Linked DNA regions of Homo sapiens: region 2 is linked to region 1. Evidence: read pairs that join two places in POLR2A ChIA-PET (ENCODE). Cell type or tissue: Panc1. All regions are shown on one strand.

Region 1 (5,000 bases):
CTAACACGGTGAAACCCTGTCTCTACTAAAAATACAAAAAGTCAGCCGGGCATGGTGGCGCTCGCCTGTAGTCTCAGCTACTCGGGAGGTTGAGGCAGGAGAATCGCTTGAACCCAGGAGGTGGAGGTTGCAGTAAGCCAAGCTCACACCATTGCACTCCAGCCTGGGTGACAGAGCAAGACTCCGTCTCAAAAACAAACAAACAAACAAACAAAAACACCAAAAACCAGAAAACCCAGAGGGGTAAATTGAGGCAGGCTGGCCGTGTGCCAGGCCCCAGACTGCAGAGCCCAGACTCCCCACCGAAGGCTGAGGGTCGCGCTTGCTGTGTGAGGCTCAGCACCTTGTCAAGTGCACCCACACGGTGACTCGTGGGGGTAGCAGCACCAAGCACTGCGCCACCCATGATGTAGTCATCACCACCTGAAGAAACCAAGGCTGACTCCAACCTGCTCACAGCCACGGTGTAGCAATGGCCTGGCCAGGGCTCAAGCCCACCCCTCCTCCTCCTGGGAATCTGGGAACCCCATGTTTGAGTGGGCCCCCCACTGCAGGACCTCTGCTGGCCCTTGCAGCTACCACTGTACAGAAGGTGCACAGGGCAGGGCCTTGTCCCCAAGAGGCTCGGTGAGTGGAAGGCACATGGCATGAGGACCGCTGTGAGCCGCCCGCCCCTCATCCCCGTGGTGGTGTTCCCCAGGCTGCATCGGCTCAACAGGGGGAGGCAGCCTGGGTCACCCTAGCCTGGTGGGCACTCGAAACGCTCCTCGAAGGACTCACAGGCCCCATGGGGGCCAGGTAAGGCCGTGTGTTTACAGGGAGTTGGCTCGGGGCTGGGTACTGCTGTGCACACTGGCTGCCAGGCGGCAGCTGGGCTGGTTTATTACTGGAACACCCTCCCCTGCTCCTCCTCCCCGGGGAGGCCAGCCCTGCGCCAGCATCTCCTGCACCAGCCCACCCACCAGGAGGCGCCTGTGGGGCCACTCTTCTGGGAAAGCGTGTTCCTGGAATAAATTCTGGTTTCGCTTCCAACAGGAACAGGAATAGAGCTCCCTGTCTGGCCTGCCAGGGCAGCTTGCAGGTTTGAAGGTCAAGTGCACGTGGCTCTCTCCTGGGCCCAGCGGCACCCCCTTCTTCTGGACAGGGGAGGAGCCAGCTCCTAGAGGGGCCACAGTGCCCCAGAGGGTGGGTTCAGGGTGGTGCCTACTACCTCTGCGGCCCCCTGGGCAGCCCCTGTGGCAGAACAAGGGTAGTGATATCAGGCAGCCCAGCCTCTCCCTCCAGAATGCCCTCCCTGCCACCACCTGCCCTAGGAGACCTGAGCACGCCCAGTGGCTTAGACTGAGAATTTCTGGGCTTGAGAAGCCTTCGCCATGATCTGGGGTTTCCAGCCCTGCCCGGGAGCTGGCTGTGCATGTGTGCCGCAGGGGCAGAGGCCTGACAGACCACCAAGAGGCCACGCCCAGTGCCGCCGCCTTTATTCACAGACCCTCGAGCTCCACAGCCACACAGACACTTAGCTTTCAGAGGGCACAGGAAGGAAAAGGGACCTGGTGACCCTCCCAGCACACCCCAGAGCCAAGACAGACCCAGCAGCAGCACCTCAGGGTCAGCCTGGGTGCCCCTGCCCAGGGGCCACTGTGACCGCAGACACCAGGAGGCCAGGCCTGGTTGCTGGGGACCCCCTTGGGGGGCCCGGCAGTATCCTAGGCCCAAAGAGCTGGTGCCATCTTGAAGCTGATTCAGGGAAGAGGCCAGGCTGGACGGTAGGGGTAGGTGTGAGAAGCTCCCCAGCGTGTCCAGGCCACGGGAGCAGCAAGGGTCTGCGGGGAGCCCAGGCTGGATGGGGTGGGGCTGCCCTTGTCCTGTATCCTGACCACTTCAAGGACAAAACCAGCCCAGTCCCAGCAGCCTGGGAGGCAGCAGAGGCTCCTTCTTCTCCCCTCCTGATCCTGCAGTGGCCAGGGGCAGGAGGGTGAGGGGAGAGGAGAGAGGTCAGGTCAGGGCCCCTGGGGGCCAGGCAGCTTCAAAAATGCAGCCAGGTGGCTGGGGGAGGGCAGGAGGGTGGGCAGGGCCCAGACCCCCATGATGGGGGCAGCCTGAGACCCCCAAGGATGAAGGAAGGGGGCTTGGGAAGGAGAGGCAGGCCTCAGCCGTCAGTCACGCCAGTGCTGGGATCTGCAGCCCGCTGGAGCAAGGCACCCCCATCCCAGGGGCAGGACCACAGGACAGGAGGGAACCGACACCTCGCACCCTGATCTTCCGGAGGCCGGGGAGGGGCACCGGGCGCTCTAGGACTTCTTGGCATCCTGCGTGCTCCGGCGCTTCAGGTCACTCAGGTCGATGGGCTTGAAGGCTGCCAGGGGACAACGCGGTAGGTGGTGGGCACAGGCCCCTCCTGCCCATGAGGCCCGGCCTGCCGGCCCAGCCCTGCCCCCAGGTCAGCCCCCACTCACTCTTCAGGCTGGGGTTAGGGACCTTCTCCACATACTCCTCCACCAGGCCCCGCTCGCCACCCGGCACCTGGCCTCGCAGGTCTCGCTCCACACCCTGCCAGGCTGCAGAGGCAGAGAGTGGTGTGCTCAGGGCCCCCTGCCCCAGGGGGTGGCATCCACGTCACGAGAGTGCCTGCCCTCAGCTCCTGCCCTCCCAGATCCTCTTCTCCCTCAGAAGTGTCCTCCATGCTCCCCCACAGCCCTCTGCCCACCCCAGCCTCACTCACCTGCAGACCCCGTCCCCGCTCCTCTGGCAGGCCTGTCCCTTCCCCGCAAGATGACCAGGACTGTGGTCAGAGGGACCCCTATGACCCTACCCCAGGCTTCCCTGCGCCTCGGAGGCAGCGCATCCTCCTCAGCTAGGCCTCTATCTTTCCCACCTCATCCACGCACCTCCCCGGCCCCAGCACACGGCACACTCCCCTAATCCCAGACAACCACCTCCCGGCCACTTCTGCAACACGCCCGTTCATGGCTGGATGCGTGCCTGTCTGTCTTCAAAGGCCCCTCCCTTTCCCCAGCAAACTCCTCCAGTGCTGCTAGCATGGATGACTGGCTCCCAGTGCGGCCTCTATCTGTGGCATGGCCCACCCCCAGCCCCTCCTCCCGGGCTCCCCCCATGATCAGAACCAGGTCTCCTCTCTACACAAGGTCCCCTCGGCCACCCCTACCCGCCTGGGCCCTGAAGGCTGTGGACACAGTGATGGGGCTATCTGTGCCCTGGAGGGGCAGGGGCAGGGGCCGCAGGAGGTTCCTCGGAGCGTGGGTCCTGGGCTGGGGGCAGAGCTGACTCCGTCAAGGACAGGGCAGGAGCTGTGTGTGGCAGGCGCACCCACCTTCGTAAATGAAGCGGACGTTCTCCTCGTGGGCTGGGGTGAAGATCTCGCTGCTGCTGGGTGGGGAGCGGGGGCTGCTGGTCCTCTTGCCGTTGTACACGACTCTGGAGACGGGGGAGCTGGGGGAGCCTGGCGCATGAGACAGGGCACACAGCAGGGTGGGAGCCCACAACCCGCCCCGGTGGAGACCAGCCCACCTGCCTGAGACCCACCTGGTCATCGCGGGGGCGTCTGATCCTAGCGCTCCACCGCCAGATCCCCTCAGCCTCTGAAACAGAAGCCAGCGCAGGCATGGGACGCAGGGCCACCCTCTCCAGCACAGAAGGAGGGGGAGGCGCAGGGCACACCTGCCTCCTCCCTTCAGATGTGAACAAAGTGCATGGTCCCTCTGCCTACCAGGGTGTCCCCCACAGGCTGGGGTCCAGCCACAGGCAGCCAGTGGGCTCCAGGCAACCCTACGAGGTAGCAGAGAGCTGGCCAGACGAGCCAGACACACACACAACTTGAAGCGATCAAGCCCGCTCAGCGGCCTTGATCCTCCACGTCTCAGGCTCAGACGTGGAGGCCTCAGCCCCAGCACCGGGAGCACTGTGGCCAGAGCCCCTCCCCACGTGGGCTGGTGGGGCCGTCAGCATCTCTGATGTCCAGCTGCCTCTCACTGCAGCAGAGGGCCTGCAGCCCCTCAGCTAACTGACCCTGCTCTCCCTGGTGCAGGGCTGGGCACACGGCTTCTGCTGAGCCTTGATTTCCTTTCTGTAAAACGGGGATGAGCTTCCTAAAGGTGATCCCAGCTCCCCGGCACCTACCCAGGTCCAGCTTCCTGGTTCCCTAGAGCATGAGCCACATCAGTACCCTGGAGATGGAACCAAACTCCAGCTCCCCTGGTGGGCAGAGGGGGTGGCCCTGGAGGAAGCTGCTGGGCCTGACCTGGTGACCAAGACCCTGGGCTGCCGCCCGTTTATGGCCTCCCAGCCCAGGGGAATCCACGGCTCTGGAAAAATGGAGTCTATTTTGAGGCTCAGACGCTCACACTGGCAGGCTGGACAGTGTCCCCACTCCAGCTGAGGACACACAACCCCAAGGTGGGGAAGCTGACAGGGCTGGTCTCCAGCCTGCCCTGCTCCAGAGGGGGCAACTCCAGGTTCTGGGGGAGGGGAGTCCCAGGATTCCCAGGAGGGGGCTTTGAGCACAAGCAACTCCCCTGCCCACCCAGAGGCCCAAGGCTGCAGATACTCCAGGGCACACGGCTGCAGCCCTCACAGAGGGCCAGGAGCACTGAGGCTTCGAGTCCTCTCTGGCTCATTCCGCCTCATGTCAATGGTCCAGCCCTCAAACACCACGTGATAAGAATCCCACGGCTCAAGGGCAAAACCAGCAAAGAGCAGAAAACCAGCTCCCAGCCCTGGAACTCTGTGCCCCATCCCAGGCCAGGAGTGAGGTCCAAAAAGGGCCAGGGGCTCCCCACCCACGGCAGCACCCAGTTTGCTCACAAAGTCACCTCTCCTTTCTTGGACTCTGGGGTCTCTCTGCCCAGTCCTCCTGCCAGGGACTCCAGCCCACGAACACCAGAGCACGGAGGGAAAGGCCTGTTTGGGTTGAGGGTCCCACAGGGACATGCTGCCTGCTGGGAAGCTCCCGTTACAGAGAAAGGCAGAGCTCAGGTAACAGG
Region 2 (5,000 bases), 440 kb after region 1:
ACAGCTGAAGGCCACGTAGGGTGGCCGCCATTTCCTTCTCTGGGAGCAGACAGCTGCTTCAGCAGTAGCCTGGGGGGCTAGAATGCCCAAGTTCAAGTCTGTCCTCTGTGAAGTTACACAGCCTTCTAAACCCAGTTTCCTCATTTGCAACATAAGGCTGAAGAGCTCAGTACCCACTGCCCAGGGCTGCTATGGGCAGTGACCAGTGTGTTTTTAAGGCTCATTCTTCCCAAGCTGCAGAGAACAGAATGCACTCGCTGTGGAGCTTTCTCCTGGAAGGCAGCATCCATCAAGCAAACGTAAAGATCAGAACCTGGCACCACCACTTGACTTTCACGTGAAAGGAAGGAAAACCGCAATGAGTGGTGCTTGCTGCCCTTTTTTTCAGAGATAGCAGGACAATCTGGACCACCCACAGCAAACACTGCACAAGGGGACAATCTGTACCACCCATAACAGGACAATCTGCACAAGGGGACAATCTGCATCATCCATAGCAGACACTGCACAAGAATGGCAGTGGCAAGATCTGGTGGCTTCTGGATGAAACAATTTCTTCCCATTATTTGTCAACTCCCCGGTTTAGTCTCAAAGTGAATTCAAGAACCACCACCAGAATTAGGCCTTTTGCCTTCTCGGACATCATTTGTTTTCTAAAATGCAGATCTTTAGATCTTTACAGTATCTGACGGGCGCGATGGCTCACGCCTATAATCCCAGCACTTTGGGAGGCCAAGGTGGGCAGATCGCCTGAGATCAGGAGTTCAAAACCAGCCTGGCCAACGTGGTGAAGCCCTATCTCTACTAAAAATACAAAAATTAGCCAGGCAGGGTGGCTCATGCCTGTAATCCCAGCTACTCCAGAGGCTGAGGCAGGAGAATGGCCTGAACCCAGGAGGCGGAGGTTGCAGTGGGCCAAGATTGCGCCATTGCACTCCATCCTGGGCAACGGAGTGAGACTCTGTCTCCAAACAAAAACAAAAAACAAAAAACAAAAACAAAAACCAAAACCTTGACAGTATCCACCAGGTGTCTGTGCATTTAACACAGAAGACCTGACCTACATTTTGGAATGGTCAGGGACATGGCAATGCGCTCGAAGCCCAAATGGGAGAAAAACCATTTCTGAAATCCTATTTGGTTTCCAGGATCCTAGAGAAGGTGCCATGGGCAGGAACATGAAGGTGCAGGCTTCTTTACTCTCTTAAGCCAGCGGCCACAGGGGAAGCAACTTTGCCTGCCAGGGGCCTTCAGCACTGTCTGAAGAAAGTTTTGAGTATCACAACTAGGGGCAGGGGTGCTGCCAACATCTACCATGCAGAGAACGCACCACTACAAATGGCACTAGTGCCGAGTGGAGAAGTCCTGTCCGGAACCACGTAGCACTTTTTGGTTCAGGGTTGGCTTCCCCAGTGACCATCCCGGGCTTCTAAGGACTGGCTTTCTTCCCTTTGCCCTTGTGTACCCCTGGCTTGCAAGTTCTCCTGGAGACATCTCTCGTAAAAACTTAAGGTGTTTTTAAGCTTGCAGGTTTTACTTGACCCCAGCACCAGGCTCCCGCAGGCCAAGGCCACACCCCGCACCACCCTGCTCTATTGGCTCGTCACACCTTCAAGGCAATGCAGGCTCCAGGCCCTTGAGAAGCCAGTCCACCACCAAGGGCCGCCAGACAGGCTCCCAGGGCGGAGTCTCTGCTGAGCTTTCCCTGGGTTGGTGATGGGATTTTTCATTCCTGTGGCCTCCTCTGGTCACGTGAGGCCCGTGATGGGACACACTGGGTGCCCCTCTCTGTAACGGGTTCCCCAGGACCACAGGTGCTGCCAAAGATATTTTGTGTCACATAAACTTAGAAACGTCGGTTTCTTGTAGTAGCACAGATTACGTGCTTGTGCTGAGAAAAGATGTCAAAGAATCAAATCAACAGTCCTCCCTTTCCCGTGACAAAAGGGCTAACAGAGGCCCTGAACAGGTTTTCCTTTGGCCAGTTGCCCAAGGGGACTCACCCAACCATCCACCTACAAATGTGCCGCGGAGCCTTCTCACTGGGAGGGCTCCACAGACGTGGCACAGCCACTCTTCAGACAAAAAGCTCTGTTCCCAAAGAGGGCTCCTGCCAGACCGAAGCTCTGCTGTTGAGACACACGCTTCATGGCTCTGAAATCCCCGCAGAGAATACCCTCCTGCTCCATCAGCCCAACTGTTTGAAAGTCCAGGGAACTCGCAAGAGCTGGACTCTGAGGGGAGGACAGGAGCGCTCTGCTCCACACCTGGCCCACCGTGGAACACCAGGTACCTAAGGCCCTGGGCTGAGGGCTCGCAGAACTGGGACAGTAACTGAGCTGGAAGAGGTCATGATGGTCGCCAAGTTCAAAACCCTTGTTTTGCTCGGAGAAAACGAGCCCAGAGAGTATGAAGGGACTTCCCCCAAGCTATAAGCAAAGCATGCGAAGGAGCAGAGGCCTCACTCAGGGATCACACATCAGGAAGGCCCCACTGAGCAACACACGTGCCACTGGCAACAGCTCCAGTGACCACTGAGGGGCACACGACACCACGGGGAGCATGCATTGAAATTCACACAAAATCTTTTTTTTTTTTTTTTTTGAGACGGAGTCTCGCTCTTTCATCCAGGCTGGACTGCAGTGGCGCTATCTGGGCTCACTGCAAGCTCTGCCTCCCGGGTTCACGCCATTCTCCTGCCTCAGCCTCCCAAGTAGCTGGGACTACAGGCGCCCGCCACCACGAACGGCTAACTTTTTTTGTATTTTTAGTAGAGACGGGGTTTCACTGTGTTAGCCAGGATGGTCTCGAGCTCCTGACCTCGTGATCCGCCTGCCTCGGCCTCCCAAAGTGCTGGGATTACAGGTGTGAGCCACTGCGTCTGGCCTATTCACACACACTCTTGATTTCAGAAACCATGACCCAATATGAAGCAAAATTTAAACAAAAGGACAAGATGGTATAAGATTTTTTTTTTTTTTGGGGGGGACAGGGTCTCACTCTGTCGCCCAGGCTGGAGTGCAGTGGCGTGATCTCGGCTCACCGCAACCTCTGCCTCCCAGACTCAGGCGATTCTCCTGCCTCAGCCTCCCAAACAGCTGGGATTACAGGTGCACGCCATCACACTTGGCTAATTTTTGTATTTTTAGTAGAGACGGGGTTTCACTACGTTGGCCAGGCTAGTCTCAAACTACTGACCTCAAATGATCCACCCATCTTGGCCTCCCAAAGTGCTGGGATTCCAGGCGTGAGCCACCATGCCCGGCCCATAAGATGTTTCTTTGTGTTGAGGGAGGGTCTCTGGACCCAAGACTCTCTGAAGGAAGCTGTGACTGCTTTGTCAGGGTGTGGAGAACACTTCCCTCCCTTTTGCCCAGAACCAGTTTTGGGTTTATTTTAACCAGCAATGCTGAGTTGCTGTTCTCCCTTGTCAAACAGAACCCTGGTGTTGCTCTGTGACTGGTAAAGACCTACCTCCTCCCTGCATCATCTTGTAGATTTTGCTCTCAATGTGGAGCTGAGGGTGTTTGGTTTTGACACATTCAAGCTTGATGGCAACCTCTTCTCCTGCAGCAATGTCCGTACCTTGGCAAAGAAAGAAAACCACAACAGGAATTACCTGGTATCCACCAAATAACCCAACATGCTGGAGAAACAACAAGCACTATGTGTTTTCCATGAAGGACCAAGTGAGGGATGTGTTCTCCTTCCTAGCATAGTAAGGCGGGCTAATCGGCTGACACATCTCTGGGGGAAGTTATCCATATTCCCATTTTCACAACAGGACGAATTTGAACTGCACAGAAAGTTTATGTGGCTTCCATCACCCGCCCACCAGTCTTCAGGTGCTGCAGCTCCCTCTCCACAGTGGCCCTTCTGGTCTGCATCCTCCCATCAGCCCTGCCCAAGGCCCCTGCACTTGCCCGCCCCAGACAGCCTGTGGTAGAGCTCCACGGTGCCATTCCCTTTTCTCCATGCTGCCTGATAGGCCTCCGAGGGGGTGGTTTGAGTTTCCCCCTGAGGAAGGGCTAGGTTTTTACCCAATAGCCACAGTCCCAGTCCACCCAGGCCTGGCATCACAGGCAGCGGGAGTCATCTCTAGCCAACCTATTGCAGGCAAACACCCTCCACCAGGCGGAGGGAGGCCCTTCTCCCTTCCTGGGGACACAAAGCCAGAAGAATCGCCTGTTTTCAACGCCCTAAATGTACCACCTACCAACACGCACCGGTCACACATCTTTCATCAGTCTATGGCTAAAACCAATGACACATCTAATACCATGACGATCGGACTATGAGTTTGGAGGCAAAATTACACTTTTTATCTAGAAATGTTCCATCTCTGCTTTACTCCAATAAATGACAAATGTGACAACCACCATCCCTCTCAGGTTCACCCACAAATGCTCCTGAGTTTGAATCTGGCCCAAAGCCTTCCCCAAATCCACTGCATGAGGCATCCAAGGAGCTTTAACCGAACAGGAGAGAAAAAGAAGCTGCACACAGTACATACCCAGCTCTCTCCTCTTCCCTCACGAGTCCCTTCAGAGTATAAGACACTGGAATCGGCCGGGCGCGGTGGCTCACGCCTGTAATCCCAGCACTTTGGGAGGCCAAGGCGGGCGGATCACAAGGTCAGGAGATTGAGACCATCCTGGCTAACACGGTGAAACCCCATCTCTACTAAAAATACAAAAAATTAGCTGGGCATGGTGGTGGGTACCTGTGGTCCCAGCTACTTGGGAGCCTGAGGCAGGAGAATGGCGTGAACCTGGGAGGCGGAGCTTGCAGTGAGCCGAGATCGCGCCACTGCACTCCAGCCTGGGTGACAGAGCGAGACACCGTCTCAAAAAAAAAAAAAAAAAAAAAAGGACACTGGATCCTTCCCAACAGCGTGGCTATGTGGAAAAGAATTCACACTAGCTTCAGCAGCCCAGACAAAGCCCTGGGAGACTTCCTTCCCTGAGAGACTGTGGTGCTGGGCAAAGCAACTTGGCTAG

Evidence for each region. ChIA-PET counts read pairs that join two places held together with the same protein. Peaks named below come from ENCODE experiments on the same cell type or tissue, not always from the same donor. Only the 100,000 strongest peaks of a DNase experiment are listed, where the experiment ranks them.
Region 2: POLR2A ChIA-PET joins it to region 1 with 5 read pairs; 2 of 35 experiments call an interaction of 5 or more read pairs at or near these places.

What each region holds. Positions count from the first base shown.
Region 1 is chr17:81,820,956-81,825,955 of GRCh38, forward strand. It overlaps MCRIP1 (MAPK regulated corepressor interacting protein 1), which reads right to left. Exons shown (of 5, transcript NM_207368.5): 2 at 3,544-3,599; 3 at 3,332-3,450; 4 at 2,457-2,558; 5 at 1,406-2,356. The coding sequence starts at 3,551. The coding sequence ends at 2,292. Among named protein-coding and RNA genes, the nearest start is that of MCRIP1, 9.8 kb to the right of the region's middle. RefSeq lists enhancers at 838-1,132, 4,997-5,000 and a silencer at 3,103-3,326. In Panc1, a CTCF peak has its summit at 972 (motif pointing right); no DNase peak of the experiment used is centred here; H3K27ac peaks cover 219 bases.
Region 2 is chr17:82,262,212-82,267,211 of GRCh38, forward strand. It overlaps CSNK1D (casein kinase 1 delta), which reads right to left. Exons shown (of 9, transcript NM_001893.6): 2 at 3,475-3,585. Among named protein-coding and RNA genes, the nearest start is that of CSNK1D, 9.0 kb to the right of the region's middle. RefSeq lists an enhancer at 3,474-4,205. In Panc1, no CTCF peak of the experiment used is centred here; no DNase peak of the experiment used is centred here; H3K27ac peaks cover 127 bases.